Linked DNA regions of Mus musculus: region 2 is linked to region 1. Evidence: chromatin loops called from intact Hi-C (ENCODE). Cell type or tissue: heart. All regions are shown on one strand. Each heading gives the region's core, and the rest is flanking DNA. Links, peaks and the distances in the headings are about the cores only.

The links. Hi-C counts contacts between places; a loop is a spot of excess contacts. Peaks named below come from ENCODE experiments on the same cell type or tissue, not always from the same donor. Only the 100,000 strongest peaks of a DNase experiment are listed, where the experiment ranks them.
Region 2: a loop joins it to region 1, with 2.2 times the contacts of the local background. A loop is called at or near these places in 2 of 42 quality-filtered maps.

What each region holds. Positions count from the first base shown.
Region 1 is chr6:117,819,965-117,835,276 of GRCm38, forward strand. No RefSeq gene overlaps it. Among named protein-coding and RNA genes, the nearest start is that of Zfp637, 14 kb to the right of the region's middle. In heart, for the core only: CTCF peaks have their summits at 5,653 (motif pointing left) and 8,525 (motif pointing left); a DNase peak (open chromatin) is centred at 8,507; H3K27me3 peaks cover 2,789 bases.
Region 2 is chr6:117,242,440-117,257,751 of GRCm38, forward strand. No RefSeq gene overlaps it. Among named protein-coding and RNA genes, the nearest start is that of Cxcl12, 82 kb to the left of the region's middle. In heart, for the core only: a CTCF peak has its summit at 6,989 (motif pointing right); DNase peaks (open chromatin) are centred at 7,002 and 9,122; H3K27ac peaks cover 2,345 bases.

The DNA.
Region 1 (15,312 bases), core at 4,451-12,450:
ATTTGAGACCCCAACCAACTACAGCAGAGTCTTTTGGGAGAACTTTGGGACTCTGTTAACTGCAGGAGTGACTCTCCTATGAGAACATATGAAAGAGCCCACACGAGGTTCCTCTAACACTGACGAGGGATCATCCACGTAGAGGCCCTGCTGTTTGTTGAGTGTTGCCCCACTTGAGACTCTGATCTCAGCTGTGTGCAAGGCTCACACTAGTTTAGTAGCATTGGCCAGCCCTTCCTGATCATCACCACTTCAACTGAGTGGGAGAAGATACAAAACGTAGAACCCTTGAACACCAAGGATAAGGCAGTTTCCCAAGATGCACCTGACCCTGCAACTCCGGAACCGCAGAACACAGTGGTCTCACGGTGCGGAAAGCCGCGCTCATACCGGGACCAAGACTGGAACAAAGGATAAATGAAGGGAAGAAACAGCCTCAGGGATGCTGGTGCCAGGGCATCGTGGGCTTCTTGGAGTTGATCCGGAAGGAAATGGGAAGCCTACTGAAGATGAAGCCGTGGGGGGAGGGGCAAATTAACAGCAGGCTGGCAGGAAGGACAGCATGATCGAATTTAATTGAAAGCGACTGACAGGCCTGCTAGCTTTCTGAAGCTTGTGCCAAATGGGATGATTTAGCAAGACAGGAGACTACTATACACTGCCAGGAAGGGTCTCCGCTGTGTTGGCGGCTGTGTCCTTCCTCTGGACAAACTTGACAATAGACTCATCTCGAACATCCTCACCATCTTGAAAATCCGCTGATCCCGCCATAATGTCACTTCACAGTTGACTCTGTTTCATCTTCCCATGTGTTTCTAAGGAGACGCTAATAGGCACTGCGGCTCCCACGCACATATCTACCATGGATATCTGTTACTTGCAAGGGGGAGGATATTTACTAGCCACGTGTAAGCCATAGACTTTAGACATGATTTGAGTGTGTACTATTAAAGCAAGCATTCAAATTCACAGTGAATTCTTCTATTCCAACCATCCAAGCTATGTGTGCATATACTCGGTCACATAGAAAATAATATTACTTCCATTTGGTGTGCCAAATTAAATGAAATAGGCCAAAATATTATACTTGTCATGGTTGTCATGCTGAAGTTGGCTGGTTTTAATGAAATAAACCAATGCAGAGTACTGCAGTCTTTAACCCAGTTCTTGAAGCCATCCACATCACCTTGCCAACAGTTACCCAGGCTTGAAGATCAGAGTCTTCACCATGATTTCATTACAGCTACACTCAAGACAGGTGGCACTCACAGAGTTCCCAGGTTCGTTTCATAAGTGACTTTCAAACACAACCCTGCCAAGTGGTTCTTAGCTTGCTATACTGAGAAAAAAGCAAAACAAAAACCAAAACATATTAAATGAGCCCACTTAAATATCCCAACTTAAGGATGCTGGCCAGGAATTAAAATAAAACCCAGCCTGAAAAAATGTTATTTTATGTTTACTTAAAATATATACATATAAGCTGGGCGTGGTGGCGGACGCCTTTAATCCCAGCACTCGGGAGGCAGAGGCAGGTGGATTTCTGAGTTCGAGGCCAGCCTGGTCTACAGAGTGAATTCCAGGACAGCCAGGGCTATACAGAGAAACCCTGTCTCGGGAAAAAAAAAAAAAATATATATATATATATACACACACACATATATAAATATATATATGTATATATATATACACACATATATATAATGTGTATGTGAACACACACAGACATATAGTATGTGTATTGTTTGAATGAAGTTATTCCACTTGGGGTGATAATGGTGCCCCCAAGAGCCATAGACTATCTAGCCCAAGTCCCAGTGCCAGGCATGGGAAACCTCCCTTCAAGTTGTTGGCCAGTGGAGTCAAAGAGACGCTCAAAATAGCACAGGTTTTTGCCATTGCTCTTAATTTGACATTCAGACGCTATTTCAGAGAACGCCTCAAACTTCCAACTCAGGACTTAGAGGACTCAAGCTGGAACTAATCTGCAAGCCTCCTCCATAAGGACTAGATCTTATAGTACCAGAAGGTTATACAGAAGCTGCCAAAGGAGAAAAGCAATGGCTAGTCCTACCCAACTGCAAAATCTACAAACTACAGCAGTGACCAGCATAGCAAGAGGTCCCCAAGAAGCCAGGCGTGGTGGCGCACGCCTTTAATCCCAGCACTTGGGAGGCAGAGGCAGACAGATCTCTGAGTTCGAGGCCAGCCTGGTCTACAGAGTGAGTTCCAGAACAGCCAGGGCTAAACGAGAAACCCTGTCTTGAAAAAAAAAAAAACAACAACAACAAAAAGAGGTCCCCAAAGGTAGGACTTACATTCTGGGGACAACCAACAACCACCTAATTGGACATAAGACCCACTCAATAGGAGGGAATTCGTGCATGGTACTGTAAGCTCAGCCAGCTACATGTTTGTGGCTGGTGAGTTCGTGGATCTTAGAGGAGAATCTGTACTGATGCTCTCCTAAACCAATATAATTCCTAACTGCACCCAAAATCCTTCTCCTTATACCCACATATAAGCATAGCCCTGACCCCTCCCCCCCCCCATCACAGAAGCTTCTTGTTGGAGCACACAGACATCATTCCAGAAAGCCACAGTGGTCAAAACACAGAGCACAGCTGACTGGAGTGCACAGCCCATACACCTAAGGCTCAGGGAACATCAGGAAAGACGGGGAATGGGTGTTATAACAGCCAGAGGGCTGGAACATCGGCTGTAAGATAGTGTCTTCCATACATGATTGGGAATCTGTACCTGCGAAATCTCCAAACTATGATCACCTAAACAGACCTACACGAGACAACACAAGCTGACATGTCGATAGGGACTGGGAAATTTCACAAAGCCCTTTAGATGAATTAATGGCTGAGGAGGCAGGGAGAATCAGTCTTTTCTACGAATGAGCTCCTGATAGATTGTCCAGTCCCAAGTGGTCAGCCCTAAACACAGACACATACCGGTGACACTATGCACTTGGAAGACTGTATTTTGGAGGGGGAAGTGAGAGGAGGGTGAATAAGATGTCCTGAATTTGAAGAAAGTGGGGGAAACTCAGGAAGAGTTGGAGAAGTAGAAGGAAAATAAATAATGTAAATACAACACCCATTTATAAAATCCTCAAAAAATGCATTTAAAAATTAAGCATAAGTAAATGAAAATACATTTTAATTTAAAAAGAAAACCTATGGCCAGCCTTTTGGAGATAACTTGCTAATTTGTGTCTTGCCTCTTAAGAAGTCACTTGATCATTCACTCAATAAATATGTTCTAAGCACCTGGTTCATGAAAGACATTGCTCTAAGCCCCTTGGGATAGATGATTTGTGAACTGAACAGCCCTGACAGTGGGGATAAATGTCACAGTACAAGAAACAGAGCAGCCCAGGGCAGCGGTGGGGAGAGTAAAGGACAAATTGTAATTTTATTGTGGTGGAGATTGGCCCCTAGACGAAAACTACACCTGAGCGAAGGAATGAAGGAGAAAAACTGAAGAGTGGCGTCCCCGACCGGCAGCCATCAGTGTGGTGTTCTCAGTGGCGCGCCTGGCGCTCCAGCAGGCCACTGGGATCATACAGGAATAAGGCGGGTATACATCAGAGGTCAGAGAGAGGTGAATGGAGTGTGGATAACTGAAAGGTCTCCAGCCTCTGCTTTCAGCGGGTCTAAGACCTTGCAGGATCCCAAGCATAGGAGAAGCATACGCTCATGGGCACGGGCAGCTTAGAAGCGCTTCAGTAACCCTCAGGAGCAAAGTGGTGGGGCCTTAAATAGACAACGGCAGAAGGGGGGAAGGAGGTTGGGTTCTGGACATCTTTTCTAAAGAAGGGCTCTCAAAGTTCCTAATAAATGAAAATGTTATCAGTTGTTATGGCTGTACCACAGAACATAGTTCAGGTAATGAACCATTCTCCTATGGAAACACCTTCCACTGACTTGGTCTGTGAGGGATGCTTCTATGGGGAACTCAGGAGCACTGCCCAGGGGTTGCAAGCACAGGTTTTCAGAATACAGTGAACCCTTGTGATGTGTTTATAAAAAGATAAAGAGGTATGAGATATGTTCTATGGGGGTGTGGAGGTATAGGGGAAGGGGGTGTCTCAGTGGGCCCATGCCAAGGCATCCCTTCCCCCTGAGGGACCAGACACACACTGGTATAGTATAGAATAGAGTTTATTCGGAGCATGGGGAGGGGAGTTAAGAGGGTAGTAGAGGCAGAGAAAGGCAGAGAGAGGGAGAGAGTAGAGAAGTAGAGGCTGGCCATGACCATTTGGAGAGAGGGGGGTGAAGGAGCTGGGGAGAGAGGGGGAGCAAGAGGGAGAGGCAAGAGAGGGAGGAGGAGGCAAGCAGCCCCTTTTATAGTGGGCCAGGCAGACCTGGCTGTTGCCAGGTAACTGTAGGGTGGAGTTTAGACCGAATGCTAACACCTTGTCTAAGTTTATTACCTGTTATTCAGAATACCATAAAGTATTTCCCTTACAAAAATTTTAAATCATCTGGGATTTTTTTTAAATCAACATATAAAAAAATTGCATGTTTGTGAAATACCATGTGACATTTCTATACGCAAATATGTTATGTAATGTTCACATGGATGTCAGCTCAGCAGGAATTCTAGACAGAGCTAAGACATTAAGAGATACTCAACTTGTCGCTAGAGGAGTTTGAAAGGTCAAAAGCATTCTTTTAATTCCAGGGTCAAAGTTAGTGCGTGAACCAAGACTCTTGGGGTACTTGAGCAAGAACAGCACATCCTTGGAAACACCCACAAGTCCTGGAGCCAGACCCGGGCCTGACAGGACCTAGCATCCCCAAGGATGCTCTCTGAATAGAACTGGAAGAGGAGAATCCATCACTGCCACCCCTGGGGTTCTCAGGGACCCACAGCACACCAGCAACCCATAGTACTCTCCAAAACTATCCTAACAGTTGGGAGTCCACTGAACTCCTTGGCAATTGATGCAGCGATCTGCAACATATTTCTGTAAAGAGGAGGAGAGAAAATGCTTTTCACTCATACATCTGCTGCGATTTCTCAACTTTGCCGTTGTAGGTTAGACACAGGAAAGGTAACTGGAAAATAAGTGAGCTCCAATGTGTTGAAGTAAAACTTTCTTTATACACACGGAAACTTGATTTTTGTCTCGTTTTCAGCTATTTTCAATCACACGAAAGTATAGAGAGTAAGTCATTAACAGCAGTTACTGCTTTTGCAGGAGGCTCCAGTGGCTCCCAGCACCCACGTCAATCTGTTTGAAACTGTCTGTAACTCTAGTTCCAGGGGATCGAATGCCCTCTTTTGACCTCTGAGAGAACACATATGCATAAATTAAAAATAAATAGATGGTTTTCTAAATTAATTTTTATCTAAAAATCATTTCTGGTCTGGCTACCAAACATAAACTGAATCTGGTTTTCCAGCAGTAGTTTGAGGACCCCTGGGTTGGAAAGGAGAATCCTGCACCCTGCTTCCTTGCTCTTTGGGGTCAGACTAGAAGGCACAAAGAAATGTGAGGCTGAGTGTACCCTGGTAATGACTGTTGTAAATCATTTGTGCTAAGGGCAGGCCACCCATGACTCCGCGGTTCAGCCCAGTAAGCACAGGCAACTCTGTTTCGTGGCTCTTTGCTGCCATCTGCTGGAACATCATTATAATATTATTCAGCTCAGCACCCACCAAAGTTGAAGCCCATCATTTGGAGTTAGTTTTGAGATGCTTCGATTGTTCAATTTAAACTCTGACCCTGGGTCCAGAAAACACAGAAGGAAAATAAGTCAATTCACATGAGTCACAAAATTCACTGAATCAATGGCAGAAACGCCTTCATTCCATGGCTTACAGCAGTCCTCAACCTGTGATCACAACCCTTTTGGCAAACCTCTACCTCCAAAAAAAAAAAATTGTTTTCATTACAATGCATATGGTTGGGGTCATCACAGCATGAGAAACTGTGTTAAATGGTGGCAGTGTTAGGGAGGTTGAGAATGCTGTGCTAGTTTTGGGGTGAGGGGGTCCAAAAGGGCAGGGGAAGAAGGAAGGGAGCAAGGAGTCAATCTGTCCTCAGAGTTATGTGAGCTGTGCTGGAACCAGAGGTGTTCTGCACACGGGTAGTGTTCCCTGCTGCTGAGAAACCCACAATCGTGCTTTAAGCAGATGCTAGCAAGGCAGGGTGATAGGCGCAGCAGCATGTGGAGTAGAGAGGGCAAGTTCGTGGTCACGGTGGTGTCCGAGTCTGCTAACTCTGCAAACATGGCTAGAAAAGTCAAAAGCAAACACTGCGACTCAACTGCACTCACACCTAAATGTAAGCCAGCGCCTGACATCCTCCAGCTTCGGCTCCTCCCGCCCTTAGTGGGAAGTGTGTAGCCAGACGCTGCTGCCTTGTAGGGGCTACATCATAACAGTAGCATAATTCAGATCAGCAGTCCTGTAGCAAGAATGCTGGAGATAAAACAGGAGGTGAAGGGCTGTCAGAGGGAGTTACATGTAACAAGAGCTCCCCAGAGGGTCAGTAGGATCAGACTTCCTGGACCCCACATCAAATGGCCACTGTCAGGAAGAAAGGTCGGGGCTGAGACCAAACAGTATTTACAATGCTATAAAAAGCTGTAGGGCTACTGTCCTTTAAAACCTAACCACTCACTAGGAAATCTGGGAATATGGAAATAGAGGTGCCCTGCCTCCTCTCTGGACATTTCTAGCACTCACAGGCATGAAAGGAGCAGGTCAAGGTCCCACAGCAATGTAGGTGTGACCCCCAGAAGGTCAGAAAGCCTTGGGACTCAGACTCAGACAACCCTGTGTCGGGCCTGGGGTCTGGATAGGGAAGGACAACAAGTGCAAATATCTGACAGCTCTAACACAAAGCTGTCCCAAAGAGGAGCAAGCAGATCCAAGTGCCATGTCACAAGACAGGAGTTGTGGCGCTCAGTAAAGTGACATCATTCATAGCCTCTCATTTCCAAACCATGCTCTCTAGGTGTGAGGCCAGAGACTTGAAAGATAATGACAGAAAGATCAAAAGATTGGTCTGTTCATTATCCCGTGCATAGATGTGACATGAGAAGCCAAGGGTGTCTTTATCTTTCTAACTTTGTATGTATGTCTATGTTTGTGTCTCATAGAAATGTCTGTCTATGTATCTGTGCAAGCCTCCATCTGTAAATAAATGCCTGTGTGCCATGTGTCCCTATGTCTCTGTGTGTCTCTGCACATCTCTATTTCTGTGTGCATCTCTGTCTCTTAAAGGTCACCTGCACGTACCGCCATCTCTTTATGGGCATCTGCGTACACCTCTCTGTGTGCCCATCTGCAGTGGTTTGAATAGGTTTGGTCCCCATAGGTTCGTGTGTTGAATGTGCTTGGCCATAGGGAGTGGCACTATTAGGAAGTGTGGCCTTATTGCGGGAGGTGTGGCCTTGTTGGAGGGAGTATGTCTCCATCTATGTGTTTGTATCTTGTGTATGCCCATGTGCTTCTGTCTGTGTGCATCTATGTTTCTCTGCTTGTATGAGTACAGCTCAGCCCGTTTGTATGCATCACCAATTTCACATCTGTCTCTCTGTGTATCTTTGTCTCTGGAAGTGTCTCCATTTCTGAGTTTCTGTGGGCGAGAGTGTCTCTGCGTCTCCATCTCTAATGTCTCTGTGGGAGCCCCTGTAGATGAGGAAGGAAGGAAGGACTGACAGGGAAGCCTGAGATAGGGGTCACACTATGGCCCAGCCTCTTCCCACAATTCCTTTGGACAGAGTATGGCAGGTCTGCTGCACACTCCCCAGCCCCATCATAAAGGTATAAAGACTGTCTAGGAGTGAGACACGGCAGACAGTTCCCAGAGGGATGTGCCATCAGTATCGCGGCAGATGTGCCATCACATGTCTCAGGATGGGGGTAGGGGGAAGCAGAGAAACCAGAGGACCCCTAGAGCAGTCCTCCCGCCATCAGCAAAGCATGCGGGCACAGCCCTAAGTTCAGCGTGACTGGGAAGCTGGGCACCCCAGAGGGTCTAGACAGTGCTGGAACTGGGGTGCATGCTATTCATCATGGGAGCCCTCAAGACCATCTTCCATGGAGGGTTAGAGGTGCCCATGCTGTCCTTGCCACAGAACATCTCTGCCCACGTCACCCCAGGGAGTCCCAGGGCCATTGACACCATTCTAGAACCTTTCCCAGCCCTCTGTGAAAGCCCAGAGGCTGCAAAACATGAGAAAAATAGGCAGAGCAACAGAAGCCTGAAAACACCAAGGCCCAGGAAGGAAGCAATCATCCCCGGGCACCAGGCAGGCGCTCTGTGGAACCTGGAAGTCCCCTGGCAGAATCCACCCAAAGAAGGGAATGGAAGACGTAGCCCTATGTCGGTTGACTACCACTCTCAGGCACTAAGAAAATGCTAATCTAGCTTTATAGTCTTTGCTCCAGGATGGAGTTAAAATCCAAACTCGAGGGCCTGGGATCCCACTCTTTTGCCTCATGAACACTGCAGGGGTAGGGCTGGTCTTGGGCGTGCCCGCAGCGCCCCCTGCTGCTGTAAGGGAGAAAGGCTTCTGGACTTGGGGAAAGATTTCAGCCTCCTGAACAGTTGCTAGGGAAGCCCCTAAGTGAAGCAAGAAAATCTCTAAGACACCTGGAAATTACACGCAGACTCGGACCTGAGCGCACAGAGAAGCCCAAGTACAGATCAGCCAGGTCAACTGTGGACACCAAGAGCGACCTGCGTCTCAGTCAGGAGATTACCTACACACAGTGTCAGAAGTTGGCTTTCTTGGGAGTTCCGGGAAGAGGCAAGCTTGTGAAGGGAGACCCAAAATGTTCTACTTGGGGTAGAACTACCTCTGAAGAGCGGAAGCAGGAGCAGCGGCTGAACCACACAACAGGAGACAAAGGGCATAATCGCCACCCAGCCTCAGTCTCGCCCAGCTACTTCAAAAAGCCACACCCTTTGTTAAATTTCAAATTATATATTTATTAACCATAAAATCAGCTGTGTGATAATTATGGTTATGGTCTTCACATCCCAAGAAATGCATTAGCTATTCCAAAACACAGATGAGGCTGCTATAAAACCTTTGGAATGACAGTCTAGGTTTTTTGCCTATTTCAGAAATAAAAACCATTGCTTGTTCTTACTTCAGTAAAAACAAATGAAGATAAAGCTAATTTAAGTCTTATTTAGGGATAAGGGAAGGGATAAGGGGTAAGGGGAAAAAATAAGGACAAAGAGAAGAGAAAGCAAGAGGGTCATTAGTATGCCCTTATAGAGTGACCGTATATTCCAGCATTATTACTACCATCACCATCAAATGTCAAATGCAAATTGGAAGAAATTTAGGGGACACAAGAACTGTATGAAATGTGAGACTCTAAGTTGAATCTCGGAACATAAAATCAACCACATTTTTAAAAAAAATAAAAACTAGTTAAACTTAAATAGCCAGAAACTTATGCTTAAATATTAGTCTGGTATGTTGTAACAATATCCTTTTTTTTTTTTTTTTTTTTTTTTTTTTAGGTTTTTCGAGACAGGGTTTCTTTGTATAGCCCTGGCTGTCCTAGAACTCACTCTGTAGACCAGGCTGGCCTCGAACTCAGAAATCCGTCTGCCTCTGCCTCCCAAGTGCTGGGATTAAAGGCATGTGCCACCACACCCAGCAACAATATCTTTTATGTTACAGTTCTTTAAGTGTTTACTATTAGAAGTTAAAGGCAGTGGGTATGGGGGACTTTTGGTATAGCATTGGAAATGTAAATGAGCTAAATACCTAATAAAAAATGGAAAAAAAAAGAAGAAGTTAAAGGCATAAATTCTGTATTGCTTTGCAAGCCTTTGGTAAGTCTAGAATTTTTGTGTTTTATAAAAAAGGAAAGGGGCTGGAAAGATGGCTTAGCAGTTAAGAGCACTGACTGCTCTTCCAGAGGTCTTGAGTTCAATTCGCTGCAACCACCTGGTGACTCACGACCATCTGTAATGGGATCTGACGCTCTCTTCTGGTGTGTCTGACAGCTACAATGTACTCATATAAATAAAATAAATTAAAAATTTTTTTTAAAAAAAGGAAATTAAAAAAAAAAAAAAAAAAGCCGGGCATGGTGGTGCACGCCTTTAATCCCAGCACTCGGGAGGCAGAGGCAGGCGGATTTCTGGGTTCGAGGCCAGCCTGGTCTACAAAGTGAGTTCCAGGACAGCCAGGGCTATACAGAGAAACCTTGTCTCGAAAAACCAAAAAAAAGAAAAAAGAAAGGAAAAGAAAAGAAAGGAAAGGAAAGGAAAGGAAAGGAAAGGAAAGGAAAGGAAAGGAAAGGAAAGGAAAGGAAAGGAAAGGAAAGAAGGAAAGGAAAGGAAAGAAAGCCAGGATGTTTGGTAGAGGTGTGGAATGGTGAGGTGGAAGGGGGTGCCACTGCAGGCCCATGCTGAGGAATCCCTTCCCCCTGGGGTACCAGCCACATGACAAATATAGTATAAAATAGAGTTAATTTAGAACATGGGAAGGGGAGTGGGGAAGAAAGTAGAGACTAAGAGAAGTGGGGAAGAAGAAGAGGAGAAGGAGAGGAGAGGAGGCTGACCATGAACACGTAGAGGAGGGGAATGTAGAGAGAAGGGGCAGAGAGGGAAGGGGGTAAGAGCAGAGAGCAAGAGAGCAAGGAGGGGGCAAACAGCCCCTTTTATACTGAGGCAGGCATACCTGGCTGTTGCCAGGTAACTGTGGGGTGGAGCCTAGAAGAAATGCTAACAAGAATCATTTCAAAAAAAATTTTTTAAGTAAAACAACTATGTTATAAATAATCTATCCTTACCACAGGATTCTCTGAGAAAGCTGTGGTCTCTCTTATTCCCTGTTGTTAGAATAAGAACAAGTGACCTGTAAAGTACAGAGATGGATTTGCCCTGTGTTTTCTGGAGGCAGGAAAGTTAAAAGGCACAGAACTAACACCTGGTGATTAGCTTCTTAAACGGCACCATAACATGGCAGAGGACATCACATGGTTCAAGCTGACTGGGATCTCTCTTCCTCTTATGAATATCCCACCCTCTTGACCTCATTTAATCTCATTTACCTCATCTGCCAGCCAGTTTTTATGGCAACTTAACATGGTGGGAGAGTTATTTTGGAAAACAGACATTTAGTTGAGAACATGTCCCCACCAAACTGGCCTGTGGACAAGCCTGTGGTGCATTTTCTCAATGATGATTGGTGTGGGTGGGCCTATCCCACTGGGGGTGGTGCCACCCCTGAGTGGAGGGTCCTGGATGGTATTAGAAAACAGGCTAAGCAAGCCAGTAACCAGCATTCCTCCATGGGCTCTGTATCCAGAGTTCCTCCCGCCCACCAGGTTCCTGCCTTAAGTTCCTGCCAATTTGTCAGATGATGAACTACAACTAATAAGAGAAAATAAACCCTTACTTTCCTAAGATGCTTTTGGTCGGAGTGGGTTTTTGGTTGGTTGGTGGGTTGGTTGGCTGGCTGGCTGGCTGGCTGGTTGATTGGTTGATTGATTGATTGATTGATTGATTGATTGATTGATTTTTTGAGACAGGGTTTCTCTGTGAAGTTCTGGCTGTCCTGAGACTTGCTTTATAAACCAAGCCGGCCTAAAACTCAGAGATCAGCCTGCTTCTGCCTCTGAGTGTCAAGATTAAAGTCATGTACCACCACAGCCTGGCTGGTCCTGGTATTTTATCATAAAAATAAAAAAGTAACTAAGCTACCTCCCAAAGGCCTCAATTTCAAATACCACTAAATTTGACTTTGGAGGATAACTTTCCAATATATGAACTTTGGGGAACATATTCAAATAGTAGCAACTGTGCTAATCATTTTGAGGCTCAGCCAGATCTTTGTATAACAAAAAGTATACAGACACCTAGTCAAAGGTCCTCCAACCCTGCTTCTACAATCCATGAATCCATAGACCCACACAGAGCTATCGTGTGATCCTCGGAGAAAATCCTGGATGCCCTTGCACCTGAACTGAGGTGTCAGGTATGGGAGAAACTGGCAATTTACAGAATATGAATTATACAGAAGAGCTACATTGGCTACATCCAAATTTCAGTCACACTATGTCTTTACTTCTGACCATTCATAAGAGGCCTTCCTACAAAACGGGTGACAGAAGTACAGAGCTCTGGGTTCCACCCTGACCAGTCCCCATAAGGTTCATTTTTAAGAGCAGGATCCTAACAAAGGGCACTTCCCAGCATAAGCCAAGCAACACCCAAGTACATCCTGAAAGGGTCCTAACTGCAGCCCAGCTTAGTGAAACCAAGCTGGATAGTCAGGCCTGGATGACAACGCCTTAGCAAGAAATGGCAGTCTGTCCCATAGCCCTGGGAAGATATACAAATATGGACAACAGCCAATCACTACCACTACCTACATTTCCACTACCACATATACAGCTCCAGCAGGAGGCTGGAGAAGAGTGTGGCTAGTTAAAAGGCAGAAACACATAGCAAGAATGAAGATAGGGGGCTGGTGAGATGGCTCAGTGGGTAAGAGCACCTGACTGCTCTTCCAAAGGTCTGGAGTTCAAATCCCAGCACCCACATGATGGCTCACAACCATCTCTACCAAGATCTGACTCCCTCTTCTGGTGTGTCTGAAGACAGCTACAGTGTACTTACATATAACAAATAAATAAGTCTTAAAAAAAAAATGAAGATAAAGATAGGCCTAGAGCCTACACAATAGCTTTTGATTCAAATAGTCTGGAGGGTTCTAGAGGGACGATCAGTGATGGACACCTAAGGCCCAGGAAGGAAAACTATCCTGAGTTACCAAAGCAGGTACGAGTGAACTCAAACACAATACGCTTGTGTGTGAAGGAACAGAGCAGTGACTTCAGAGGACCAGACTGTTTTATGACAGGATTGCTAGCCCCAAGAAATAGGTAATAGGTCAAACGACACTGGCATGATCTGGGCAGTGGTGGCACATGCTTTAATGCCAGCACAAGACCCTGGCACAGCCCTAGCCCAGGGTTCCTGACCCTTTCCAGAGACTTTAAGCAAAATAAAGGTTCTCCTTTCCAGGAGAGCCCAGCGTAGGTGGTCGCTGAGCATGGACGGTCTGAGAAACCAACTCTCTCCTGAGCCCTGGCCTCTGTGATGCAAGGAAGTTTGGAAAGCTGGAAGTTGATCTATGGAATGTGCAGTCATTGTTGGGGGGGGGGGGGTATCACCCAGGCTATGAGCCTGCACTTCTGACAGTGATGAAATAAACGCAACCCTGAGGCAGGATGGAAGCTGTTCTTATAAAAGCTTCCAGGAGAAGAAAGGTGGCGAGAAGCAGAGGCTCCTCTTTCCCTAAGCGGCCACGCCGCAGAAGCTTCTAGAGCAGGCACTCCATTCACAGGGACTGAGAGTCCTCTCCCAGCCAACGGCTCGCTTCACAACAACTGTCCTTTCAGTAGCATACTTTTGTCTAAGTTTCCTCCCTGAAGAAAAGAAAAGAATTCTGAATAAGATAGATATAGATACAGATATATATATGTATATATATATATACATATATACATATATACATACATATATACTGAAATAATTCTGAGTGTGTATATATATATACATATGTACATATATACATATATACATATATGTGTGTGTGTGTGTGTATATATATCATGCATTTTGAGGGCCTTTGACACATATTTCAGAACATCAAATCAGAATTGTAGAGACCAAGGCCAAAAATAAAGGCAATTTCCCAATACTTTAATGTAGATGGCTATGTGAGCCTGGTCTTTAGTGACTCATGATATATGACACAGACATCTGATGCTGGAACAAATGGCCAGACCATATTTTAGTCTCTACCCAGATGTAGACGTTCATGGCTCACAAGGTAAGACCCAACCACTGTCCTTCCAACTACTTCAATAGGACCCACCCTCTCTCAGCTAAGCAGCCTCTCTGAAGACTGGCCCGGCCCCCTACTGTGTATTTCAGTACATTTTCTTTGTTTTTCATGCTCTGGGTAAATTATTTTAACTTTCTGCATCCCTATGGTACTTTAAACAGCATGTAATGGCCCATATGGGAAATAAAAGGAGACATCCTCAAGGAAAAAGACAAGCGACCATATCCTACAGCTCAGATATGCTTCATCTCTTATTTTTGCTTGTATTTTATCTGTTATTTCTGCCTCTCTTTTCTGGTAACTGAATCCAAAAATGCCATCCCCCAAAGTTGTTAAAAGCTCCCATTGGCTTAAATTTCAGTGTCTACCCTTTAGTTAATGTTCCTTTAGGAGGGAGTTGACATCCAGACTTTTATCTCTCTGCCCTGCCTCCCCCCTATAATTAATTCCCTTGTTTTCTGCTCATCTCCTTGAGAGAAGAAAAGGGTCTCCATTCCCCCCTCTCTAGTGTCCTCTCCCAAGCTCCGGCTCACAGGTGGATAAGTGGGAGGCATGAAATGCACACCAAAGACCACTCTCCCTTGGGTCCTTGTATTGTGTGCCTCTGTGGTCGATGGTCATCATGGTGCCAATGGAAAGAAACAGTTTAGCTCCCTCTGCCTCCCTGGTGCCAGGACTCCCTCTCCTTCCCTTCACTACCATTCCATCAGAGCCAAAGAAAGACCCTTCCTCAAACCGAGAGGAGACTGAGACACAGAGGTAAAGTCAGGTGCAAATGACTTTCAATCATAGGAAGGCTCACGCTGGAATCCAACAACTGAAATAGGACCTCCCCTTGATTTGTATAAGCCTCCTCCAACCAAAATAGATAACAAATAACTAAATAACCACAATTGAAAAGTAAAACCCAGGGCTGGAGAGATGGCTCAGCACGTAAGAGCGCACTGACTGCTCTTCCAAAGGTCCTGAGTTCAGTTCCCAGCAACCACATAATATACAGCTTCAGTGTACTCATATACACAAGATAATAAATCTTAAAAAAAAAAAAAAAAAAAGTAAAACCCAGTACAGAGTACCCTAGCATATTGAAAAAGATACATGGAAAAAAAAAAAAAAAAAGACTATCCCAAGGTAACCTCTGGGAGATTACAAACCACTAGGCGTATACAGACTACATCTCATTCATATAATAGACGATGCCCATGCATGACCTGGAGAGATCCATCACCGACGTCATCACCTACTCGAGAAAGGTCTGTAAATTCAGAGGATCCCTTCCTGCTTTTCTGTGAAATGTGCCCGGACTGGGAAACAGGGGACTCTTGAGCTGCAGGCTTGCTCTGCCCACTCCCTGCCTTTACTTTCACTGTTAACAAAACTACACTTTTGCTACAGCGTTTCTGCGTTCCTCTCAATGCTTTGACCCAAAGGATCTGGATATCACATCATACAA
Region 2 (15,312 bases), core at 3,686-11,685, 580 kb before region 1:
CAAATGCAGCCTTCTCTACTAAGCAATTAAATGATGAAATGATAAACTCAAGCTATAATTGAAGGACTCTTGTAAAGAGGAAACTTGGAAGTTAGTGGGGCATGTCACCATGATTACAACACTCACAGCTGCCTCGTTTAGAAAGATGGAGCCAGAAGTCTTGTAAAACCAGTGACCGAGAGCAAAGTGTCTGCACATGCGGGCACAGTAACAGCCAGAAGCTTCTGAGACTAGAAAGGCTTGCTTTTCCTAAGTGACCATTATTGGCTGCATGGGGAGGGAGCGAGTGATGCCCCCTACATGGTGGAATGCTGTTATCACCTAGGGCCTCCCAGGACATAACCTGAGCAAGAGCATAGCACGTCTCTGAGGATATCACTGAGGAGAGGCAAACTTCCAAACTCATTCGATTTCAAGCAACCTGACTTAGTGAAATAGTTTCTCTTCTGAATCTTCACCTTTGTCTGCTACTGTATATAGACAAGGGGAATGGCTCCCAAGATAATGGTTGGGAAAGCACAGCAAAAAAAAATAGCTTAATGTATGTGGTCTGTGAGATAAAAAAGGAATGTAGGTGGCAGAGATGATGTGTTTGTGAAGAAGGCAGCAAGGGGGAGCCTCATGATTCATTTCTGAGGAACTATTTGGTAAGAAATGCACAGAAGCACAGGTGGCTGCATACTCTGAGCAATCAGTTGGCACCAACTGAATAATCCTTCTTCACTACCTAATGAGTCTTTACTCTTTCCACATCCTCTCATAGTGTTGAGATTTCCAGGCCTTTTCTTCCTTTGGAGGTGGTATTCTGAAGAACTTGGTGGTCAGGCCTTAAGGAAGCAAACACCTTCACCTACACCTCATACAGACCAAGTCTTCAAGGATCAGCGTATAAAGAATAAGTCGGAGGTCCTGAAGTAAAATGAGTAAGGAGGGCATGTGGAGGAGGTGTAGCTGGGCAGAGGGACCAAGGCTGACTGAAGGAGACAGGACTTGTGGGAAAACGCAGGTGATAAATGGAGCTGGTGATGGGAGATAGGAGGAAAGGCTGACATTGTAAGAAAACGAGCAGTTAAATGTTTGGGTAGGAACAGTTTAAGACCTGTCTTGAGAAGGAAGACATCAGTGGGAAGACAGTCCATAGGCCAGAGGAGGTCCATCGAAGTGTTTTCTCTTCTTTACCATCATTAAAGCAACAAAGACAGAGAAGTGACTCAGGACAAGACTGGGAAACTGGGAAACCTGGTGCCCGTTACTTCATGATTGAATAGGTGCAGAAATACCAAATGCTGCTCTAACTTCTGAGGTATCAAAGCTTAAATGCGACCCCTACTTCTCTAACTCATGAGCTAGATCATCTTGGGAAGAATAGAGCAAGCTGAACCTGATCCTTTCATCTGAGGAAAGGATGGAGAGCGCAGACCCGGCTGGTCATCAAGATCCGTCTTTCTCTCCTGAGAGGGAATTGCCCACACTCCACCACAGCCACAGTCACTAACAGATCCAGACAATCCAGACCAGAGACCTCTTCTTGAGGGATTTACCATCATTTCTTCCCCTCCAAAGTTACCAACACCCCCTCAGCTCATGGTGGCCTGGAGCCCTTGATCAGGCAGGATGAAGAACGATCCATTCATTCCCCAACTCTGTGCTGCTCCAGACATCCAAAGAAGTCAGGCTGGGGTTCAGCACCACTGAGGGCCATCACCATTTCCATGGCAATGGGTTCTGAAAAATAGGAAGCAGGTGGATAGAAGTAGGCACAGGAAGGCCCTCTCTGTAGAAAAGGAGCACAGCAAGCTCTATGTCCAAGTTTTGGCCTTAGAAAGGAGATTCTCACATAGACCCTGAGTCTTCACCACTCCCTGTCCTTGGAGAATTATACAAATTATTATTCATTTGGAAGCTAATCTCTGAATCAGCTCATGAGGGTCCCGTGTCTGGACCAGGAAAAGTCATTTCAAAGCACATTTTCATGACCAAATGTAGCTCAGCTCACCCGGTAACTTAAACAAAACCTTTTTTGGTGCTCAGTTCACAGCTCCGGGTGACCATCTCCCTCCCCAGGTTTGGTACTTTCCCAGAACAGCTCATTCATTTCTTCCTCCTACAGCTGCAAATCCTGAGGCCAGCTCATACTTTCTACAGGAGTCACAGGCTGAAGTGCAACTCCTGGGTGCTATTTCGATTGGGAGGACTCAGTCCTCCAGCCTCTGTTGCCATTCAGACACGTGTGCTTTCCCTTTTCCTGCCCCACCTCCAGATAATGAGTTCCTTGAGGACAGCCCTGTACCCAAGGCATCTGGATGCATGGACATGTTCTATCCAAAGAATGATGTCTTGTTATTCACTTTGTGTGCTGAACACGCGCGCACACACACACACACACACACACACACACACACACACACTACACATACACATTTGGTATTTGCTGTCTCTCCCAAATGCCAAATACTTTCTGAGTATTTTTATGCATTTCTTGTGTTGTTATAATAAATTTATACATGTCCTGTTGTTGCCCTCTTCCAAATTAAGACTATGAAACTTGAGTTGTAGTTAAATCAAATATTTGGCTTCAAGTCAAAAAGCCAGTAAGTGGCCAAGCCTTGGCTGGCCAGATTCATCCATCTGCCTCCAGGGTTGTTTGAATGTTCAGAAAAACTCAAATTGTTTTAAGCCAATGGTGGGCTTTGAATCAAGAGGAGCCAAGTGTGTGAGCTGATTGAGCATGTGACTTTGTGCTTGAGCCTCGATTTCTCCGATCTACAAAATGGAGTTAGTATTGGAACCACAAGTCTTTCCTAGGAACTAAATAACCAACATTTGAATGGGTATTTGTCAATCCCCCTGTTAGGTTTGAGATTGAGGGTGAAGTCAGTGGCCACCACTTTCCAAGGTCTAAGATTTAAGAGGCACACAGTGTTAAGAATGGATCTGATGCAAACAACCTTGACCCAGGCACCTCCCTGTGTTTCCCCAGCCTGACCCAGCACTGTCCTAGGAAAAATCATTAGCACGCTTGCTCAGAATCGGCCTTGGTTGTATTTAGCTGTTATGATTCAGATATACAATATTTCTATAGACCCATGTGTTTAAATTACTAGTGGTGCTGTTCAGCAAGGACCTCGTAGAGCCTTTGAAAGATGGGGTCCAGCTGGAGAAAGAGGATCTCTGGGGACTTTGTGCTTTATAGCTTACTTGCTCCTTTTTCTGTCCCAGCCATGTTTGTTTGGTTTGCTGAGATGTGAGCAAGAAGTCGCTGGATACTCCTGACATCCCTGGGCCACCCATCACATCTCCCTCAGCACGACATATCACACTTCACTCTATAAGCCCAAACACTCTCCTCCATTATTTTATTTTATTTTTAACATAATATTTTTATCAATTCTTTGGGAATTTCACATTATACACCAGATCACACTCATTTCCCAATCTTTCCATGCCCACCTTACCCTTGTGAACCCCCCAAAATAAAAATTCTGAAGGTAATAATAAAGAAGAGAAAAGTTCAGTTTGTGTTTTCTATATATTTGCCGGAGCATTGTCAAACTCTCAGTGGCCTGCGCCTTAAATAGAACAGAGTCCTGCCCCTCCTACACCCTCATCAGAAGCTGTCAATTGTGGAGAGCTAACTTCAGCATCCTTATCGTACTTTTTAAGAGTTCTCTTTGACGGCTTCCTGTTTAGGCTGTTACTTTTTGGAGGGGTAGGGGTAGGGGCCACAGACGCTTTCTATGTCCCTCTTTCTCAACTGTGTCTGCAGTCATCCATATCCCTAGCTCCCTCGCACTTTACAGTCAATGGGAGCACAGATCATGGGTTTCCACACAGTTTCCGACAACAGCACAGACCACAAACACGGCCCCCAGCTGCAGCACAACCACGGACCCAGAGAAGGCCCTTTAAGGCAGCCCAAACCATGAACATCATAGCTTTAGGTAGCACCATAAGCTACTCACATCAGTATGACATACAGTAATCGCCTGCATCCCCTCCCCCCAACTCGGGACATTAACATGACTTCAGGCTGCAGCACTGCTCACAGTCATTGCATGCAGGACCTTTGGTGGTAACACAAGCCACAGACATCAACACAGATCCTGGTTGCAGTAGTTCCACTGGTGCAGATGAGGCCCTCTTGGCAGCATGGGCCTAAATATTTTTCCTTTAAGTCAAATCTTGTCAGGTGTTGGATCATAATGAAAGAAACGACCATTACATTGATAAAGAATAGAAGTGTTCTTTCTAGACAAACAACTATTCCCACATTTCAACCCCTGTGCTATGTCTGGCCTCACGTTATTAGAGTTTTGACTGGGACTCCTCCGTCTGTTTCCTACTCTCAGACAATAACCATATTTCTATGTTGTTCAGTTATAAAATGTGGTTATACAAACACAATCATGATGGGCAGCCTTTCTAGAAGAGATACGCTTTGTTCTGCTTCTAGAGCATTCTTATCTCTTTCTAGACATTGTCAAGGCTTTGGGATGAATTGCGCAGGGTTCTGGAGTCTTGTGCCCTTAGCTTTGCAGTGGTACCCTCCAAGGCCTTGACCTCTTTACACTATATGCCAGTCAGGAAACCCTGGCACTCATCTGAGCAGCCAGAGCGTTCTTATAAAATGGCTGGATGGCCTGGAGTTGTTTCGAAGCTGTTGGAGTGTGGAGCTGTTGGGACATGATTACATGGATAGGAACACAGGAGACATTAACATGAGCTCAGGTTTAGACACGCCTCCCATCTTTAAGATAGCTCTTTATGTGTGTGCAAATATGCTAAAATTTTAAATCTAGAACCCCTTTGAACCTAAGCATTTTTAATAAAAAAATCTTCAACCACTAATATCATAAGCACACATGATGACTCTCAGACAGGGGAGCTCTTTGGTGAGTGATCACCTGTGCGCCGTGTGGAGGAATTGGGAGGAAGATTTGAAATGACTCAGCCCCAGGCTTCATTCCATAGACTAATGAGATCTGGTAGGTTCACATACTCTTCTACAGGAACACATGCAGGCCTCAGCAAACACTTCTTGTAATTGAAAGTATGATGACTTCTTTATGTAGATATTCTAGTACGCATTATAATATATATGCAAAACAGGCACCTCTGTCATACGTCATACACACGTATTTGGGCACGGCCTAGAGAGGTGGGAGTTTATTGTGCTAGAAAGCAGAGACTGCAAGAAGGAATAGTAATTCAAAACCAGTGCAGGACAGTCTATAATGAACACCAGGAAGGCCTCGTTAAGAAGGCATCTATTGTTAGATTGATACAGCTTCCGCAGGGACACAGGAAAAGCTCGTGACCTGAGACACTTCAGGCTGGACTAGGCACTGCCGGAAAGCATAGGAGAAAAACAAAGTGCTCACTTGCCGTAATGCCAGAGACAGCCGTAGGCTCCTGTCTGAATCAGGGAAGAGAGCAGACCTTGGGGCAGAACAGATAGTCCTTTATGTATCTAGGGACAATGAGAAGCAATGGAGGTTGTCGCCCTAAACCACACAGCAGGGCAAGAATAAGAATGCAGTGATTACACAAACTTTATATGCCCCAGTACAAGGGAACGCCAGGGCCAAAAAAATGGGAATGGGTGGGTAGGGAAGTGGGGGGGAGGGTATGGGGGACTTTTGGGATAGCATTGGAAATGTAATTGAGGAAAATACGTAATAAAAAATATTTAAAAAAAAAGAATGCAGTGATTAGGTTGCATATCAGACAAAGGTGGTGGCCTTGGTGTCTGGATTTCTTGGCATGTAACAAGGTAACATGCACAGGCTTTCTGATCCATCAAAAGGCAACATGTAAGATCCTATGGGTGCCCGAGAAAAGTGATGGGAGATGGTGGACCCCTGTGCTGCAAAATGTACCCAGGATGCTCAGCTATAGCTGGGCCCTCTGTGAAGGTGAGCCGGTGAGAAGCATGGGCTATAGAAAAGTTACCTACAACGCTCACTCATCAAGTGGGTCTGAGAGGTGCTCCTGTCCATACCAGAAACATACAAAATTCAACATCCCGGATGGCCTCTGTCCAAGCCAAGCACCCCTCATGCAAACACATACGGTGAGAAGTACTTTAGATTTGGGGTTTGATCAGATTTTTGGAATATTTTAAAAGTCTTCATAGGTTGGACATTTCTAATAGGAAAATCCAAAATGTAAAATATTTCCAAATCTGGGAATCTGAAATGCTTCAAAGTTAAACTCAGATATTAGAGTACTTGGGATTGAGGATTTTGTTTTGTTTTGTTTGTTTTTTATTTTTGTTTTTTGGACTAAGGATTCTCAAACTACAGATGGCAACAATGGACAAAATAAATCAGGGTAGAAGCTAACATGTAGGTTGTGGGGTTAATATGCAAGTGTTAAGCGGCACAGCCACAGCAACTGTCTGGCTCATGAGAGGAATGACTGTGGAAAGAGTGTCTGACTTTAGCTATCAGCAGATAGGAAACGAGTTAGCTGAACATGAATTAGAAGTGTATCACAAGTGGGACTTCCTGCACAGAACTGCTGTGTCCCTGTCTGCATGCCCCTCTGGCAAAGGTTCTAGCTCACCCCTGAACTACACTGCTCAGACCCTACCTACAGTTCCTGTGTACTGGACGCCACAGTGGAGAGGGGTTTGACAATCAGTTTGCCAGGAAACATGAGATTCAGGAAGGTTCAGGGAGGTTAGGAAGAAGGGAATTGGGTTAGATAGCAATTCTGTTCAAATACCTCAGGATTACCGTGGTAGGTCCAAAGTGAGGTGAAAAAACAGAGGTAGGAGAAAAGGAGTGAGACTTACGGAAACCATTTCTGACAGCCAGCATCTCAGCAGAATGGGCTGCTGATAAACAACATGTCTGTGCAAGCGCGAGCGGAGTCTGAACATCTGCCTCCCATGGGCACCTAAGGTGGTTCCGGTGTGGGTGTGTAGTCAGATTGATGTGTCTTGCCCCGGGTTGAGACCAGGCCATTGCACGGTCAGCCCTGCCAGTGCCAGCAGAGGGCGCTATCCAGAAGGGCGCAGGCTGGGGTTCTCCTAAATTGGTAGGGGATGAGCTATGGAAGCAATTGACAGGGAACTTGGTTGCCAGATCCTGAGGGAAAATGCAAGGAGTTTACCTAAAATGGGTTCTCTACCTACACAAGTGCAAATCCCCGCAGACAGGGCTTGTGAGCTTGGCAGGCAGCGAGAACACCGAAGGACCTCAGAGACCTCAGAGGGACACTAGCGCACAGCCCTGGTACTTCTCAGGGTCTCATTTCTTTGGAGTTTCCCCTGATTATTTATACCCCATCCCGTGTTTGTTCCCCGCGCCCTTTCACCTCTGACACACGCAGGCTGCCCTGTCCATCCTGTGTGGGGCTTATTTTCATTTATTAACCTCTCAACTGACCAGGAACAACCAACCAAGGAGTTGGAGCTGGAACGGCTTTTCTCTCCCTCTTCCAAGGGAATTAACTGCTCAGAAATGGCTGGCCCAAGGGCTCTATAGCCACAAAGCCACAGGTCATCTTCGGGTTTTCCTGGGGGTAAACCGAAGGAAATTACAGCTGGACGGCTCTGTCTATCTCAGCGTCTCCTGTAGGTTTAGCAAATTTAGCCATCTCAGGTGACTCCACAGAAAGAAGAAAAGGGGGAAACTCCCAAACACCCTCCACCTCAGCCAATCAGCTTTCTCAGTCACAGAGCAGAGCCAATCAGCTTCCTCTGTCACAGAGTCAGCCATGGGTGTCTGGACACGGTTCAGTTGTAGACTGCAGACACTCCCTGCTGTGTCCCTGGGCATCTCCATCATTCTGTTCCTGTCCTGCCATCCTGTGGGCCCTTACATGTGAGCCAGCTGAACACTAAACAGACAGGCCAGTGCCTTCTCCTGGTGCCAGAAAGCTCTTGGGGAGTGGCAATGTGCATTCACCCATAGGCACCTTCGTCCTCTCAGGGTGAGTGGAAGTTTTTTTCCTCTCTCCCTTCCTTCCTCCTCTCCTCCCTCTCATGAAACCACAATGGTCATTCTTCTGCAGGCTGATTCTTGAGCTCTGGGATTTTAGCAGATAAAGTGTCTGTTTAAGATTAAAAGCGGTCACAATTCATAAGGCCTTGCTTATTATAAACTTGCTTTTTTTCTGTCTTCTCTAGGAAGCCAGAAATGCCCAAAGGAGCGACACAAGCCCTTTTTGTACCTGGTGCGAGCAGTGTGATTGTTTATGTCCAGCTGTTCCCTTTCCTACTGGCACAGCTGGGTAAACCAGAAAGCAGGCCAGTGAGGGGACGTGGCAGTCCACAGAAGAGAGCTAAGGTGGCCTGTAAAACCAGTTGCCTGCAGACCAGAAAGGACAGCAATCCAAATAAAAAAAAAATCGTCCACACAACTTCCAGCAGGACAAACAACCTTTGTTTGTAGCACATGATTCTTAGAGGGGAAAACTAACAAACAAAAGGCAAACGCTCACCCAGCTGCAACCCTATAGTTTTAAACAAATTATTGAGTAAATAGTTGAGAGAGCTCTGCCAACCATTCACTGGAAAGTGAGGATGGCTGGCCCCAGATTGTGCTGTCTAGAAGTCAGAGTATTTGTGTTATGAAAAATTATACTAGCTATCTACATACATATAGGTGGTCGCTGGGTTCCCTTTGAGGGTTGAGATACCCTTTGCTCTAGTTCCAACTTCTCGATTAAAAATTATAGCATGGACAGACATGTTATTATTGTTGAGATGAGGGTGTTCAGAGTTCAGACTGGCTCTGTGAGACTAGAGGGGAAAATTGCTTAGAGATGCAAAAGATGCTCTCTTAGTGACAGGGATTGGAGATCAGTCTGGGAGATGGGGGGTGTAAAAATCTAGGGCTAGAGATGTAGTTTAGGGCAAAACCCAGTTCAGGTCCCAGTGTATCAAAACAAAACAGAGAACACAGAGAAGGAGAGTGTGCAAACAAGTTGCCAGTGGTAATGGTGCCTAAAATGATGTCTCAGGGCCCCTATACTCATGTCGTTGCTGACTGAATCCAGTCCAGATGGTTGCCCTTGTGCAGGGACCAGGGCCATCGGAGTTGCCCCCTGAGATTTCACTGTCCACTCACACGCTGCTCCTGGTTCAGGGGTGGACACAGCCAGCTGGAGATGCGGGGCTAAAAGCAGAAGTACAGACAGAAGGTTCTGTCAACACCTGGTCATGATGGCTAGCAGGCCACGCAGGCAAGCTGGCGGCGTCTAGCAATCAGTATTCTTTCTAACATGATTTTGCTGAGGCGGGCGATGAACAGGGGTGTTTGACAAGAGAAATGTTTCCAGAAGGTGTTTGAACCATGTCTTGTCTTTTCTGTATTCTGAGGCTTAGGCATCTGGAACCTTCCTGACCCTGATGGCTCCTCCCATGGGCGAGTTAATGCCTGCCAAATCGCCTGTCAAGTGCAAACTAGCCAATCGGGACAGGCTGGGGTTGTCAAACAACCCAAATGAAATCTGCTTGCCTCCCTTCTGCCTTGTAAGCAACCAGTGCTCTCCATGTGGTCCCCAGGGCACAGTGGCACCCTCCTTTAGTGAATAACAAACAGACTTTTCAATGGTAGATTGTGTCCCTGAGGGTTGGGAGCAGGGGTGTCAGTTATAACTTTTTCAGGGATGTCTCTTCGGAATATTCATTGTGAGAAGCCAGCAAGTATTTATAGAGTAGAAAGCTAGCAAATTGGCTCTAGATCACTTTTTAAAATAATATTATTCACAATATTAGAACAAATCAAATAGAAAGGACTTAGAATATAAATCTACTGATTTTTATTAGGAATCTCAGTCTCAATATTTCCTACCTGATGGTGGTTCAACTTAGAGTTTTCAACGTGTTTATGATCGTACATACACTTGGTGGCAACTGGAGTATGCAATGAGTTCTGACCTTTTTCTGTGTTAGTCATATATGGTAAGTTGTCCTTTGGGCACTGAGCTCTGCTGCCACCAGCCCTTTGAACTCCAGCTCTCTGGGTGTGCAGTGTTGCTCAGCTGGAGTGTGTGGCATGGAAGGTGGATTCAGTGTTCTTCCCTCGTAGGGCATCTTTGTCTTCCAGAGGGTTAGAGTGGCACCATCCCATCCTGCAGGCTGTCAATCATGCAGAGAATTTTCACTCCTTCTGCTGGTGATGGTTCTGAAGGATCCCCCTCCCCAGTTACTAAGCAATGCCTTATCTCCTTTGATACATTTCTTCACATTCTGTCAATCATGTACACGATGAGAGCCAAAGCTCCCCAGCTTCCATGCTTTGAAGTGTTTGAGAATTAGGTTATCTCTAGCACTTTTGTTAGTGATCTCATTAACCATGGCCAGCATGCTCGCCCGAGGTTTTGTTACACTTTTTGATTGTTGAGATGACATGGGACAATTGAGCCTTTTATTCATCCCACTATCTGCTATGTCTTCCTCTCCCATGATTCACCACTCACAACCATACCTCCTCCTTTTAATAGTACCGAGGTAACTCAGTCTATAATTTCCTGTTTCAAGTTTAGTATCGGTGAGTGTAGAGCAGACCAGGGCATCCCAACAGAAGAACTGAGGCCAGCAACCTCAAAGGACTCTCTGCTTTCCCATGGCCTCCTGATTCCGTGAGGTGTGGCTGTCATAGACAACTTCCTTCATGGGTTTCCAAGAAGATGACATGGAATCTGATAAGATTATAACGGTGAAACTGCATCTGTCCTCAGAGAAGCAGAGGCTGGTCTCGAGTCACCTTCCTGCCCACAACCCCTCCTTTGCCGAGCACCGTCTCTAGTGGATGGAGTGATGGCCTCTGGGGCTGTCACTGAGAAGTAATGCATACTTGCTGGGGCTTCCTTTCATGTCAGCTCCCATCTTGCGGATCTCAAGAAGCCGCTTCAGCTCCTTACACACTCTCCCATGTTTTTGGTGTGTATCCAGTTAGTCACATTTTGAGGTTTTTAAAGGAGCAAGGGAAGAGAATTTCATTATCTTAGAGTAAAACATTCAGATTTACTGATAGTAAAATTCAATCCATTTTTACTCTTAGTCTCCTTGCAAGTCACATCTGAATCCCCTTACTGACCGTGCATAAGACCTTGACTACATAGAAATGCTATTTGCACATGGGCTGATTTGAACTGATAAACCGGAGAAGCGGGGTCCCAGGCCTGCATCTTGTCCCTCCCAGTTCTTTCTTCTTCCTTTCCTCGATCTCTTCCCACAGCATTTTTGGACTCTCACCATCCTAATTTCTGAATATCATCATCGATGAACACAATAGCTACGACGCATGGTGCTTTGCATCATTGCCCCATCCAATGACTGACAGCCTAATGACAGCACTGAGCACGAGGACAATGGCAGTCGGCCTGAGTGAGCAGCCTGTATGTGACAAGACACCATGCGTGGGGATTTGCACCTGTTAGCTCCCTGGACAATAACCATGTTATTTATACAGAAAGAAGCCTCAGGAAAACTCAACAATTTGGGATTAGAATAGCATCTAAGGGCACGTGGTAATCCGAGAAGATGCATCTTTATCCACCTTGTTAAATCCCGGTGTGGCTGACTTGAAGCCCACCCAGGCAGAGCTTCAAATTGGCATAATTTATTTAATAATACTTGGCTTCACATCACTTATTAAAACCATCTCCTTACGAGGAGCAAATGCTTGGGCTGGTCGGAGGGCAGTGGGAGCCTTCAGCGACAATGAGGCTGCTCCTGGCAGGCGTTCCTGGCAGATAATCCCATTAGTTCCCTTCTACCACCTCCTCAGAAATCCAGCCTCACTGCACAGAGCACCTGGGCTGTGCTTAGAAAGAGAGGAGATGGGGGAGGGGAGGAAGTTAAGTGAACGTGTGGCTATTTACAACGTGTCTCTTAAGGTCTGTATTTATTTGGTGACAGTATTACAGAAAGCTGATGCTTGGTCCCGTGCATCTTCCAGGGGTCTGCTCCTCTTACTGGGATGCACCAACAGTAATTTTTAAAACGGCTACATTGAAAACACATGGAGTACTTTGCTCTTGAAGAGTCCAGATGCCTTCTGTGCCAGAGCCTAGCACTTCCTCAGTGCTGTGTCCTCAGGCCACTGTACTTCCAAAGGCTTCCCTAGCATCCTGCCTGATGTAGCCACATTGTCCTGACCCTTTTCCATATAGACTTCACTATTTCATTCTTGGGGCTGTTAAAACAGTCTTGACATTTCTTCTCAAGAATGGCCTATTTGATACTCGCTAGTCTGGGAAGGCTGATGTTCTCCTCACTGTCCAACCTTGATTCCCTGGTACTGAGCCTAGATCCCAGCTCTGCCTGGTTGACTAGGTTGACAGTAGGCTCCCTGAAATTGGCTCAGAACCAACAGATATCTGGCACAAAGAGATTAATTAGGTTCAGGGCAGGGGGAAGCAGGTGGCTGAGCAGGCTCTGATGATCTTCACCTTATTCTCCATGATACTATGCACATGAGCACATACAAACACCCAACATCATCACCACCTCCAAGACCATCAGACTCTGGCCACAGGGGTCTCCACTCCAAGGATGGTGGGCAGTTACTTATCTCAAGTAAGAAGTATAAGCCAGTGAACCAACTGCAGTGAGCCAGAACCACTGAGCACGTGTCATTTCTGGGCGCAGAGCCAGTGCTCCAGCCTGAAGCTATGTCTGTCACCAAGGCTGACAAGTGTAAAGTGACTTAGTCTCCAGTAATTAGACATCTTTAAGAAAAAAAAAAAAAAAAAAAAGAAAAGAAAAGTAGCCTGATTAATCTAGGATGAGGTAAGTCAGAAATAATAACATGAACAGTAATAATTGGTTTATATCTACATATTTATTTATTTATGTAAATTGAAGCTTAACATTTATTTATTTACTCACTCTGTCTTTGTCTCTATCTCTTTCTGTCTCTCTGTCTGTCTCTCTTTGTGTGTGTGTGTGTCTGTGTGTGTGTGTGTGTGTGTGTGTGTCTGTGTTTGTGTCATGTATGTAAGCATGGGCTTTAGTTAGAGTTCATTGCTGTCATAAAACACCATGACCCAAAGCATCTTGGAAAAGAAAGGATTTATTTCACCATACAACTCTCAGGTCACAATCCATCACTGAGGGAAGTCAGGCAGGGACTCAAGCCCAGGTCTTTTAGCCAGGAACTGAAACAGAGGCCACGGAGTGATACTTACTGGCTTGCTCCCCCTGGGCTACCTACTGGCTTGCCCCCCGCCCCAGCTTGCTCAGCCTCCTTTTTATATATCTCAGGACAAGATGCCCATGGATGCACCACCTACAGTGACGAGATCCCTCCCACATCAATCATTAATTAAGACAACAACCCACAGAATTGCCTATCTCAGTTAAGAGTCTCTTTTCCCATATATGTCTAGGTTTGTGTTAAGTCAGGAAAACTAACTAGGAAAGCAAATGTGTGTGTGTGTAGATCAGAGAAAAAAATGGAACAGATTTTTTTTTCCTTCTACCATGTGGATTCTGAGGACTGAATTAAAGCCATCAGGTTTGGCAGCAAGTCCCTTTACCTGCTGAGCCATCTCAGTAGCCTAAAATAACTTAATTGATGCTTGTTTATTTATTTACTCATTTATTCATCTACACATCCATCTCTTTTCTTACACACACATGCATTCACTTTTGTTTAGTGGGCATCTGAGCTCAAAGAGGAGGAAGGTACTATACTGGGTCCTCTGCTGCAGAGATGGCCCTCAACCCAAGACCCCAGAGAACAGAGTCAAAATGCCTTAATTTCTACGACAAAAGTAGGCATCAGGATGCTGTGGGCAGACTCACAGACATTGCTTCCGGCTGTGTTCATCCCAATCTCTTGGCCACATACCCATTTTGCTCTTTGTAAGGCTGAAGGCCTCATCTTTATCCTGCACCAGGATCATCCAAAGAACTCATGGGAGATGTAGACACTGGCTTCCTTTCTTTAGCCAGAAATTAGGTTATGAGTGCCCTTGCCACAGAGTTAGCAAGAAAGGAGAATGCAAGTGGGGGGAGGATAACAGAGATAGACTTGGAAATAGTCTTCCACCATCCTATCAGGCTTCCCCCAAGAGAGATCGTCCATGGGCTCCCTGGAGCTGTTGGTCCTTGTTCATATTACCAAGGGAAATAAATTACAAACTCCCACAGTAATAGCAGAGCTTGTGGCCAGAACCTTTCAGTAAGTAATTTGCGTGCACAGATGCATAATGTAGCATAGTTCCTGGTGATAGATTAACCCTCACATTCACCATCCACAGGAAGACTTTAGCTCAAATAGTCAGCTCCTAAGGAGCTGAACTTTCCAAAATCAGGTCACTGTGAAGTCTTCTGAAATTCTTTCCAAGGTGCCAAGGCTGCTCTGGGAAAAGATTCAGAGTTTGGGTCAGACTCTGGGCAGGTGACTGACTGGCACAAGCCACCAGATGGGTGACAGCCATGGGTAAGAGTGTTAGCAATCACCTGCGCACTGGTCATACACAGGAACAATGAGGACCATGAACTATGTATGGCTGGTGGCCCTGTGTATGGAGAAGGCAGACATACTGGATGAGAAAAGATTCACCTTTCTCTCTTTCTTTTAGTTTTTTTTTCTTGATTAGTTTTTAGTATTTCCTCTCATTAATCATTTCCACTTAGCCACATGACATCGAGATACAAGACCCTATGGCTGCTAAGAACCGCATATGGAACCAAACTCCCTATATAGTGTTTTTTTCTATGCACACACAGAGAGATAGTGAAATTTGGTTAATAAATCAGGAAAATTAAGAGATTAAAAATAAAGTGGAATTACAATCATCATTAGTTGTAATGATAGTTATCTAATACTTGTGAATTCTTCATTTCTGGAATGTTCCATTTAATATCCTTGGACCTTGGTTGACAGTGGGTATCTAAAATAGCAGATAGCTAAACTGAGGGTAAAGGGGAATTTTGCAAGGAATTAGCATAGCACCAGTGTCATGGGCTCAAATTCATGGATTGAGTCCTAACACCTAGAGATCTTAGTGTAGGGGCATTTGGAAACAGGGTCCTTACAGAGGAAATTAAATTAAACTAAGTTGTTAGGGATGGGTCCTAATCCAATGTGACTGAGTCCCTCGTGAGAGAGACTGTACTGCTTGCTTCTCTTGTTGCTATGACTAAATACCAGACCAAAGCTACATAAGAAAGGAAGGGCCTATCCTGCCTCATAGTTTCAAGTACAGACTGTCATGGTGGGATCACAGGGATGTCCTGGCTGCAGGATCTGCTGCTTCCTTCATTCTTTCCTGCCTGTTCAGTCCTGGGCCCCACCCCACGTACACCCACACTTATGGTGAGTCTCCCCATTCACAGGTAAA